2 separate regions of the Mus musculus genome follow, and region 1 is linked to region 2. Evidence: chromatin loops called from intact Hi-C (ENCODE). Cell type or tissue: left cerebral cortex. All regions are shown on one strand. Each heading gives the region's core, and the rest is flanking DNA. Links, peaks and the distances in the headings are about the cores only.

Region 1 (5,373 bases), core at 118-5,117, 63 kb before region 2:
ACACTAGAATCACTGAAAAGTAACGTCTATGGGACAGCCCAAGACCTGCCTTCTCTGGTCTCATTCAAGTTCCCAGTTAGGTTGTAGACGCAAATACTGACCCAGTCCCAAAATGGAGTGCAAAGAGGGTTGGAAAGAGAGAGCATCAAGAGAGGGATCCAGGGCTGGTAAGATGGCTCAGTGGGTAAGAGCACTGACTGTTCTTCCGAAGGTCCTGAGTTCAAATCCCAGCAACCACATGGTGGCTCACAATCACCTGTAATGAGATCTGAAGCCCTCTTCTGGTGTGTCTGAAGTCAGCTACAGTGTACTTACATATAATAAATAAATAAATCTTTGGGCCGGAGCAAGCAGAGACTGAGCAAGTGGAATTGACCAGAGTGAGCGGAGCGGGGCCAACAGGAGTGAGCAGAGGTCCTAAATTCAATTCCCAACAGCCACAAGAAGGCTCACAACCATCTGTCAGTTACAGTGTACTCACTTACATAAAATAAATAAATAAATCTTTTTAAAAAAGAGAGAGAGAGAAAGATCCATGGATTTAACAGGCAACAGGGACCCATGCCTTACCTGCACCCCCTACCAAGACTTAGTACAAGATTTTAAACAGAAAGTAATCCCCAATCTGCCCCAAGCCCCCCCTCGAAGGCTCAACAGCCAATAAGTAAGGGCAGGAAAAAAAAAAAAAAAACCCTACCTATCCATGGCCACTACTAGTCTCTCACAGAGGGACAGATCCCTCCAAATGTGTGGCACCCTCAGCTTTGGACATGAAGTCTTTGAGTACTGTATACTAAATGGGCGAGATGGGTTTCCAGTAGCCATTCTCATGGTTTTAGGGTTAAGCCTCCCACCCACCTCTCCTCTATCCTAGTAGTATCAATGTGGATGGCTATTCCTGGAGGGATAGTAGCTGCCTTAGTCCAAGCTACCACAAACAGCAAAACTGGACAACACACACTGCTGCCCTTCCCAGCCAGGGCAGCATCCTGTAGGGAGGATACAGGAGGCGTTCTAGAGCCCTCCCTACCCACCTGCCCCATAGGCTGCACTAAATGCTCCCTCCCAGAACCCTGCCTGGAGGCCTTGGCTCGAGAACAAACACCACAGAGCCTGAGTCCTGCCTGGCCAGGCTGCCCCACCCTTGACAGATCTGATCTTATCAGGGCTGCAAATCAGCCCTACCTGGACACTATCTCACCGTCCTCGGTCTGTTTTCACTTCACAGCAGAGATTTGATTGCAGGTGGGTTGTCTCCACCTTAACTACCAACTGCCCCATCCCTGTGTGGTTGCTGTCTGCGACCAGCAGGGGGCGCTTCCATAGATCCCTAAGCCCCAGAAGGTTTGGTCCAAGGAGAGCCAGCCACAAGTACTGAACCAGGCAGAGCGAACATGGGGGGGTCAGGACATCTGAACACTCATGGTCCCCAGCAATGTGGTCCAATGCCTCATACCACTGCTGTCTGTTCTCCCCTGGTACCCTGCCACCTCTCAGTACATAAAGCCTTCTCAGTAAAGTTCACTGCGCTTGCTTTTTCCTGCCTCTAACTAAACTCCCTCCCATGGTCTCAAGTATATTCCACTGCCTCATTTGGAGCTCCGCTGAAAATCTGCCTCCTCCTTCAGGCCCTCCTGACACCCTGGCCTTGCTAATTAGCTGTCTCTCAACATCCAGTGTTTCAGTCTGTCACATGTCACTATGAGATTTGATGTTCCCGGTTCCTTCATCTGTCACTTGGCCATGTAGGGACACCTACAATGACAGTTCCCAAGCCCCTTCTATCTAGCTATAGCTCCATCCCAGTGACCAGGACACTGATAAAGGACAGAGTGGATGCCAATCTAGGGAGGGACACTAATTATATCTAGCATTGTCCCCATCCTTTCAACACCATTATCAGCTCTGCTTCCAGAGAGTGTAAGCGGCAGCGGGCTCCCACTTCTCCACATCTCGGTGCCAACTGGCAAGACCAGCAAAGTCCAGGAGAACCAGCCGGGTCCGTGATCCACAGTTTGTTCAAAGCTGCCTCAGGGGACTTGTGCTGCTGCTGACACTGTCTGAGCCTGGCTAGGGGCCCCACCTTGGCTGGGGTTGTTGGATGAGGTCACATCCAGCCTGGTGCCCTGCCCAGGAATACCCAGCACCCAGGCACAGAGACTAGCAGCAGAGCGAGAGGGACACAGCTCCTGGGACCTACCTGGGATACCTACACAGCAGCCTGCATTTCTCCGAAAAGGGCCCTCAAAGAATGTGCAGGAAGCGCAGCCCCTGGAGGCTGTTGGAATGTGCTGGAGCTGACACCTGGCCCCTGGCTGCCCTGTCTTATCAAAGCCCTCCATCCAAGTGTCTGGCAATTGTTTTGCTCCCACCGCTCCACGCAGGCAGATTGCACAGAACTCCCGACTGCCCAAGGCTCCACTCCGGTCCTTATGCTGTGACAGATAGCTGTCTCCAAAAGAATGTGTACAGACTCCCAGAGCCAGAGGAGAAAGGTTTTAAGGCAGGAGGCTGCTAGCCCGGAGGACTGCAATGAATAGGAATGCCACTTGCAGGTCGGATAGGCAGTAAAAGGAAAGTGTCTCTTGGAATTTGGGGAGCAGGAAGGCGAGGAAGGCTGCTTCCGGGAAGAGGCTCAGGGAACCGGGGATCTGGGTTTCTCTGATGGGTTACATGGGGAATACAGGTGAGGTAAGACTCACACCTGCGCTTCCTAGAGATGGGAGCTGGTTGAGGACGGCTCAGGGAGTTTCAGGGTCTCGCTGGCTTCGAGAGGCGCGTCTGAGTCCTCCTTCCTTAAAGTAGGACGCTCCCATAGCTGGGAGAGCCCGCGGGCTCCGGAGGTGACCACAGGCGCCCCAGGATGAGAGTTGCGGGAGTCTCACGTCTCGGTGAGGCCTAGGGATCCCCCCCCCCCCCCGCGCTTCGTATTCCCCTATTTACCTAGGCGCCGAGGCCCGGGCCGGGGCGCTGGCTCCGCGGGACGCGGGGCGGGCTCATGCCCGCGTCTCGGCGCGGCCGGGAGGGGAAGGTAGGGTGGCGGCGCGCGGCTCTGGTTGTAAGCTAGAAGTGAAGCGCAGCCGCCAGCTCCGGATCCAGAGGAGACTCGGGAGGTAGCTGGTTCTGCTGATCCGCGACGCCACGCCCCTTGAGGCCACGCCCCGCGCCGCCCTGGCGCCGCGCCACGCCCCACCGCCACGCCCCCGCCCATCCCTGGCATCGTGCCACGCCCCTTCTCGGAGCCACGCCTCGTCCCGGAGTCCTGCCAAAGTCTTATTACTAGGACAGAAATTTCCGCCTGGCAGTCTAGCCCTCTGCTCACTTCTAGTACCCACCTCAGTCGCACCAGCTCCTCCCTGAGCTCTAAAACTCAAACCCACGTGGTCTTGCATCTGCTGGAGGCTGAACCCTATATCAACTCCCAGTCCTTGAACCTCACCTCCCAACATCAAGAGTCAGTACCCTGCTAGACATACACTTTGCTACCATCCAGTCCTGCTCAGTACCTGCCCCACTTCCCCAATCGCACACTCAGCTGCACTCTGTGAGAGATTAGCCTAATGCATGAAGGAATCAAGAACCCAGTACCCACGCATGTATATCCCCTGCCCCGTATCCTCCCAACCCTACCTCCCCACCCCCTCTGCCGGAACACTAGAGACTCAGCCTTGTCCAGCAAAGTAAAGGAGCCATTTTCTGTCCGCTTAAAATGTCCCAGGATTGTCACTAAAGTGTGTGTTAAGTGGAAGCCACGGGGCTATAGGACAGGAAATGGCTTTCTTCTTCCTGGATGCTAAACTGAACCTCCTGACCTTCCCATGACCTCCTGACCTTCCCATGCAGCTTCCAAACTTGACCCTCTGCTTTACTTCAAACAGCAGCTCATAAAGTCCTCAGCTCTCAAGCCCTCAGAGTGAACTGCTTTCATCCTGGGACACTGCTAGAGAAGCTGTATGGCCACAGAGAAAAAAAGAGAGTTTCAACAAAAAGAGGCCTCTTAGCCTGGCCTAGTAGTACTTGTCTATAATCCCATGCTGAGGCAGGAAGCTGATGAGTTCAAGGCCAGCCTTAGTGAGATCCTACTTAAGAAAGAAAGAAAAAGAGAGGGGGGGAGAAAGAAAGAAACAAAAAGAAAGAAAGAAAGAAAGAAAGAAAGAAAGAAAGAAAGAAAGAAAGAAAGAAAGAAAGAAGAAAAGAAAGAGAGAGAGAGAGGAGGGGGGAGGGAAGGAAGGAAGGAAGGAAGGAAGGAAGGAAGGAAGGAAGGAACCTTCTCTAGGTTCAATCCCCTGAACTGCAAATTAATTGTAATAATATAATGAAATTTAGAAGTATCATCTCTAAGTGGGATTCCTAAACTTCATTCTCTTTCAAAATTTTTACTCAATATCTACTTCTACCCACTGTGCTAATTCCCTTTTCTTTCTTTCTTTCTTTCTTTCTTTCTTTCTTTCTTTCTTTCTTTCTTTCTTTCTTCCTTCCTTCCTTCCTTCCTTCCTTTCTTTCTTTCTTTCTTTCTTTCTTTCTTTCTTCTTCTCCTCCTCTTCCTCTTTCTCCTCCTTTTTTTTTGACACAGGATTTCTCTAGCAGTCCTGGAACTGGATGTATAGACCAGGTTGGCCTTGACCTGCCTTCTTCTGCCTCCCAAGTGCCACCATACCCAAATTTGTATCTAATTTTTGGCTTTACACTTATAAATCTGTTTGTAGATCCACATGCGGGTGGATGGTCTGACACAGAGTCAATCTGAGTCCCTGATGTTTTCCTACCCTGAACGTTAGCAACTTGAAGTCACCATAGGGAGTTTCTATATCCGCAAAAGTGTCCCTCTGCCCCCTTCCTTTCTCTCCTCAGTAACCCTGGGGGACATCTTGGGGTTCCCCATTTCTACAGCTGGTCGAAGGTTTCACAGCTGGAATCATAAAAAGTGTAATCCCTGGTGGTTTTTCACTTGGTAACTTTTGTTAGTGGTGACTGAACCCAGGGCCTCTCAGATGGTAGGCAAGGGCTCTACCACTGAGCTACATCCCAGCCTTAGTTTTTACTTTCTATTTCAAGACAGGCTCTCAATACCCAGACTGGCCTTGAACTTACTGCGTAGTCCAGGCCAGCCTTAAATGTGTAATCCTGCCTCAGCCTCTGGAATAGCTGGATTTATCAGTTATGTGTCCAGAGAGAGCATCTTGCTCAGTTTAGTCAAGCCACAGCATGAATCCATAGCTGCTTTGGTGGTTGTATTGTATTGTATTCCAGCATTCTGCTGTATGGGTGTACCACCATCTGTTTATTCATGCACCATTCAAGGACATCTGGGTTGTCTCCAGGTTTTCTGCTATGGATGTTGTGAATAGGTTTCTGTGTAAACTCATGCCATCC
Region 2 (5,373 bases), core at 224-5,223:
TTTCTGCCAACTTCGGGACTTGGATATGTATGGTCCATTTTGCAGATGAATAAACCAAGGCTTGGAGAAGAGTGCCCACTCGTCCAGGACACTGAGGATTTGTGGTGAAGGCAGGGCTGGCATCTGAGATTGTCAAAGCCCAGCCAGACTCCACAAAATGTTGACAGTGGTGTAGTTGACTCTCTCTTGGGCCCCAGTCTCCCAGCCCCTAATATAAGATCTTGTCTAGCACCCTTGGACTGACACCCACATTTCATTTCAGGAAGGGTATACAGTATCCTGTGTTTTCTGGAAGGAGGGAGCCAGCAAGAGCAGCTGGGGGGCCTGGAGCCCTGAGGGCTGTTATACAGAGCAGCCCTCAGCCACCCAGGTTCTCTGCCATTGCAACCATCTCACCTACTTCGCTGTGCTTATGGTATGGGGGCATTCACCTTGAGGGAGGGGGATGAGAAGTGCGGGGGGGGGGCTGATATGTGGTACAGACTCAAGGCTAAGGACAGCATAATCCAGTAAGCCCAAGCCTTTTAGGCTTAAGTCACATAAATAAACGTAGGGACTTGCATTCCTTTAAAAGTTTGTCTAGGCTTTAGGCATGGCTTGATCCAGGTGCTAAATCACACTAAGTCAGGATTCCATCTCTAGCCCTTGACTATGCTTGCTCCATCCTGGCTTGGCCCTCAGCTAAGGATGCTCAGGGGAATAATGATGCAGCGGCCAGCATCTGCAGGCTCATGCCTTAGCTGCCTAACAGACCAGTGGATTCCAAGAGCCTCCCTGCCCCAGCCTCCGTCTTGGGATCAAATCTGGGAAGAGGCTCTTGAGTCAGTCACTGTAGGTGGCAGGAGGAAGGCCCCAGACACACCAGGGTTGGCACACCTGTCCATGCAGTGAAAGAAGCCGTTCCCCAGCTGTTGTACATAGAATGGCTCAAGAGCGCTTTCGGGGAGGGACAAGGATAGCAGTTATAGGTGGCAAAGACCATGATGCAGGCTACAGCTTCATTCAAGGCAGTACTGGGCTGGGCTGCAGGCCTGGGGCTGAGGTCTGGGAGGCTTCTCCGGCAGAGCTCAGAGAGAGCTGGACATTTCTATGCCTCAGGCTCTCAGCTCTTTTTGCCCTGTAGCAGCTCTCTGGAGACCCCGTGCCCGCTGAGCTGCAGGTGCCTCTTGAGTACATCTCCTTTGTGGGTTGCAGCATCTCCATCGTGGCCTCGCTGCTCACCATACTGCTGTACGCTCAGTCCAGGTAACGTTTTGTATGCTCATTGCCTTGCCCCACTGCTGATCTGGGTCTTCCCTCTTGCCCCAGTGTCTGCTTCCACGCCCCGGGCAGGTGGGTGTGACTCTGAGGAATAGGCCGCCAGAAGTAAGCCAGACTAACACTGTGGCAGCCATTAGGTCCCTTCCCATTTGCCTCAGTTTCCCCATCGTTGTGAGCCGGGCCATGGTACTATCTGGGTGATGTCCTACCCACAGGAAGCAAAGCGATTCCACCACACGTATCCACATGAACCTGAATGGCTCTGTTCTGCTCCTGAACGTCACCTTCCTTCTGAGCTCCCAGATGACCCTGCCCACCATGCCCAGGCCCGTCTGCAAGGTGCTGGCTGCTGTCCTACACTACGCACTGCTCAGCAGCCTTACCTGGATGGCCATCGAAGGCTTCAACCTCTACCTTTTCCTGGGGCGTGTCTACAACGCCTACATTCGCCGATACTTGCTCAAGCTCTGCATGCTGGGCTGGGGTAAGGGACACCTATCTCACTGGTCTCTGGAACTTCCAGGGTACAAGGTGCTGACCCCAAGTCCTCCTGCCTTTCACGATGACCATTTCTAACTCCATCTCCATCAATGACATTGGCTCCCGCATCACCTCCACCCCCAGCACCATCATTGCTTCTGCCGTCATGGTCATGTCTACTACTTCAGCTTTCAACACTGCCATTGCCCCAAGTCCCCTGTCCCCACTATCACCACCATCGTGTCCCCCCTCTGCTACCCATGACTGCTTTACTCCCATTTCTACCCACCCCATCTCAACCATCCCCATCACCTTCCTCACCTTCACTACATCCCACCATCCTCTCCGCACCATCTTTACCACATCAGCACCATCACAGACCCCTCCATCACTGCTTCAGCCCATCTCCATTTCCTTTCAAGTTTCCCAACCAATGCCACCTCCTGTTAGCTCCTTACCACATCTCAGGTCACCATTACCACCACCACCACCACCTCGGCTGCCACTCAGCCTGGCATCTCATTAACACCTTAGAGGGGAGCCTCTTCTGAGACAAACGTCCTGACTCTGAGGCTGGAAGTTGTTTGGAGCTGCAGCTCAGCAGCACAGCGTGCACCCCTCCTCTGTCACCAGGCCCAGACAGGATCAGAGGATCAGAGCCGGGTTGTCTTGGGGCCTCCTGAGTCTTTGTCTCACCCCTCAGGGTTTCCAGCCCTCTTGGTGCTGCTGCTTCTGATGATCAAGAGCTCAGTGTATGGACCCTGTGTGACCTCACTCTCCAAAAGCCAGGAAAATGGCACAGGCTTCCAGAATGTGTCCATGTGAGTGCCTGGTGAGGTAGGAGGGCCATGAGGTCCTCTATGGTGAAGTGATTGATGGCTGAGGGGCAAAGAGGCGGTCATGGTTTTGATGGGGGGGGGGATTCCACAGGGTTCTGCCACCCTTTCTGTGTCCCTGAGGCCTCTGCAGCCATGGAGACCTGCTCTGTGCTGACTGACTAGGAGGCCATAGAGTGGACACCAATACTTGCTGAGTCTCTAGGACCAGTTAGGAGGGCCTCCTTGCAACATTTGGCTGTATATCACATGGCCAAATGGGTTGGTCCTGTGGTTTCATCCAGTGCAGGTCCCAGAGCTACTTAGTTTGGTTGGTACCTGATTGATTACTGTGTCTTCAGGCCACCCACCTATCTTTACATCCATCCATCCATCCATCCATCCATCCATCCATCCATCCATCTATCTATCTATCTATCTATCTATCTATCCATCTATATATCTACCTATGTATGTATGCATGTATGTATATATATATATGTATGTATGTATGTATGTATCTATCTATCTATCTATCTATCTATCTATCTATCTATCTATCTATCTATCTTGTTTAGCTGCAGGCTCAGCTTAGCTCTCCCTTCCTTGTACAGAACACAAGACATTGCCAGCATCCCAGCTCCCATGCAGCTGGTGTGAGACTCAGGGGAGGTGAATGTTATGGGGGATGAGTTTAGCCTCTTCAGGGCCTGCAGGGAGTCAGCAGAGGTAGAGACAAACTCTACTGTGGCTTTCTATATCCAAGGACATCAGGCTTATCATTACAGAACACTTCTAACAGCTGGGTGCAATATTGTAGTGTAAAAAGAACCATGGACAGGTGTGTGTGTGTGTGTGTGTGTGTGTGTGTGTGTGTGTGTGTGTGTGAGAGAGAGAGAGAGAGAGAGAGAGAGAGAGAGAGAGAGAGAGAGAGACACTGTGGGTAAAGGCAGAAAGCTCCCAAGCCAAGTTTTATTCCCAGAACTTATGGTGGGAGGAGAGAACCAACTCCCAAAAGCTGTCTTCTGACCACATCTGTGCATGCCCTGGCACACATGCCTCCACACACCACACACATACAAACAATAAATAAAGTAATTAGTGAGACCCTCATGAAGCTATCTGGAGAGTTGAGCATCCCACCTCTGTGGCTCTCCCTGGCAGCTCAGAATGGCTGATGGTTTGTGGGGTAGGCTCGGTGGATGAGTATATGTTCAATGGTCACAGTGAGGGTTCAGCCTCTCTGCCAGCCTCATAGGGCCATTGAGGCACGGACAGCTCACGAACTCATCCATGAGGTCCCAGGCTGTCAACTAAGAGCTGGGACTCAGCCCACCAGCAGCTTCAGGGTGGTCCCCCAGGACATTGCCCATCTCTAGCTCCTGGCTGCCACCAGGAGTTCGGAAACCTTTGTACTACAACCAGCTTCCCTGTGTCATCCCTTTCTGTCCTTCAGATTATGATCCTGCTTTGGTGACTTTTATCTTCCATTAAAAGCCCATAGAACTAACTCTATGTATCTATGTATCATCTATCCATTCATCCACGCACCTATCTATCTATCTATCTATCTATCTATCTATCTATCTATCATCTATTAATCTGTGTATCTAGCTACTCATCTATCTATCTATGTGTGTATTCATCTATCTATCTATCTATCTATCTATCCATCTATGTATGTATTACATACATATGTGTCTGTCTGTGTGTTTATCCATCCATTTATTCATGTATGTATGTATGTATGTATGTATGTATGCATCTATCTATCTATCTATCTATCTATCTATCAATCATCTATTTACCCATCTACCCACCTTTTATCTGTCTGCATCCTTAAACTGAAATGACATTTTAAAAAGCACCCCTTAGATACAGTCCGGTCATGCAGCAGCAGAGGTGCTAAAGTAGTGAGCAGAGGTAGAGCCTTCATGCTAGAATATTCTGTAGCAGCAAAAACAAAGGGTGCTCACTGCTGGCCATAAATGATGTTCAGCAACACTGTGAGTCCAGTGTCAGGGCCCCAGGATGGAGTCAGGGGGATCTAAATACATGACTGTGACAGGAATCCAGACTCAGTGTCCAGACCAAGGGGCTTCAAGTCCTACCTTTGCCGCTAACCAGGATGTGCTCCTGAGCAGAAACCTCAGTTTCCCTAACTGTAGAATGGAGATGATTAGGTGCCTGCTGCTGGCCTACCACGAGGATTGCCTGGGGCGACCTACGTTGGCCATGGGGTGTGGTCTCTGACCTGAGCACCTGTCCTGAAGATGTCCTAGAGAGGTCAGGGTCCAGGGGGACCTCAAGTTCAGTACCCTCTGTGGGATTTCCCACCTGCTCATCCGCTCCACCATTCTTAAATGCTAGAACACCTACCGCCAATCCATGGGTGGTGCTTCACACACAGCTCAGGTCTAGGTGGGTCAAAGGTCAAAGATTACCTCTGCACAAAGGTGGGATTGAGATGATGACAATGGTGGGTGTAGGCTAGAAGAGGAATCTTCTAGAGCAAGAGCCCAGGCTAGCCATCCACTAGAATGTTGCTCAGGTTGGCGTGGAGGACGTGAAGCAGCAGGAGGAGGGGAGGAGGTTCAGTTGGGTCAGATTTGAGGCTGAAGGCATCCTGGTTGAGAGGAGTGGGCAGAGGTGACAGGTGATCCTGCCGTGGTGGCTGATGGGAAGCTGGGCAGAGGAGCTGTGGCATATATTTGAACTATCTGGCAAGTTATGATTGATGGGACATCAAGACCAGACAGGGACAAGAGCTGGTCCCAAGGCTCAGGTGCACTTGGCCTCCTGAAGGTCTTGGGGGCCA

The links. A loop is a pair of places that touch in the nucleus more often than their neighbours do. Peaks named below come from ENCODE experiments on the same cell type or tissue, not always from the same donor. Only the 100,000 strongest peaks of a DNase experiment are listed, where the experiment ranks them.
Region 1: a loop joins it to region 2, with 5 times the contacts of the local background. A loop is called at or near these places in 1 of 42 quality-filtered maps.

Annotation. Positions count from the first base shown.
Region 1 is chr8:94,873,188-94,878,560 of GRCm38, forward strand. Dok4 (docking protein 4) reads right to left here and starts at 3,125. Exons shown (of 9, transcript NM_053246.3): 1 at 2,944-3,125. In left cerebral cortex, for the core only: a CTCF peak has its summit at 1,303 (motif pointing right); DNase peaks (open chromatin) are centred at 1,325 and 3,159; H3K4me3 peaks cover 1,564 bases.
Region 2 is chr8:94,936,098-94,941,470 of GRCm38, forward strand. Adgrg5 (adhesion G protein-coupled receptor G5) reads left to right here. Exons shown (of 12, transcript NM_001145972.1): 7 at 263-415; 8 at 1,124-1,245; 9 at 1,476-1,744; 10 at 2,444-2,561. Among named protein-coding and RNA genes, the nearest start is that of Adgrg5, 15 kb to the left of the region's middle. In left cerebral cortex, for the core only: no CTCF peak of the experiment used is centred there; no DNase peak of the experiment used is centred there.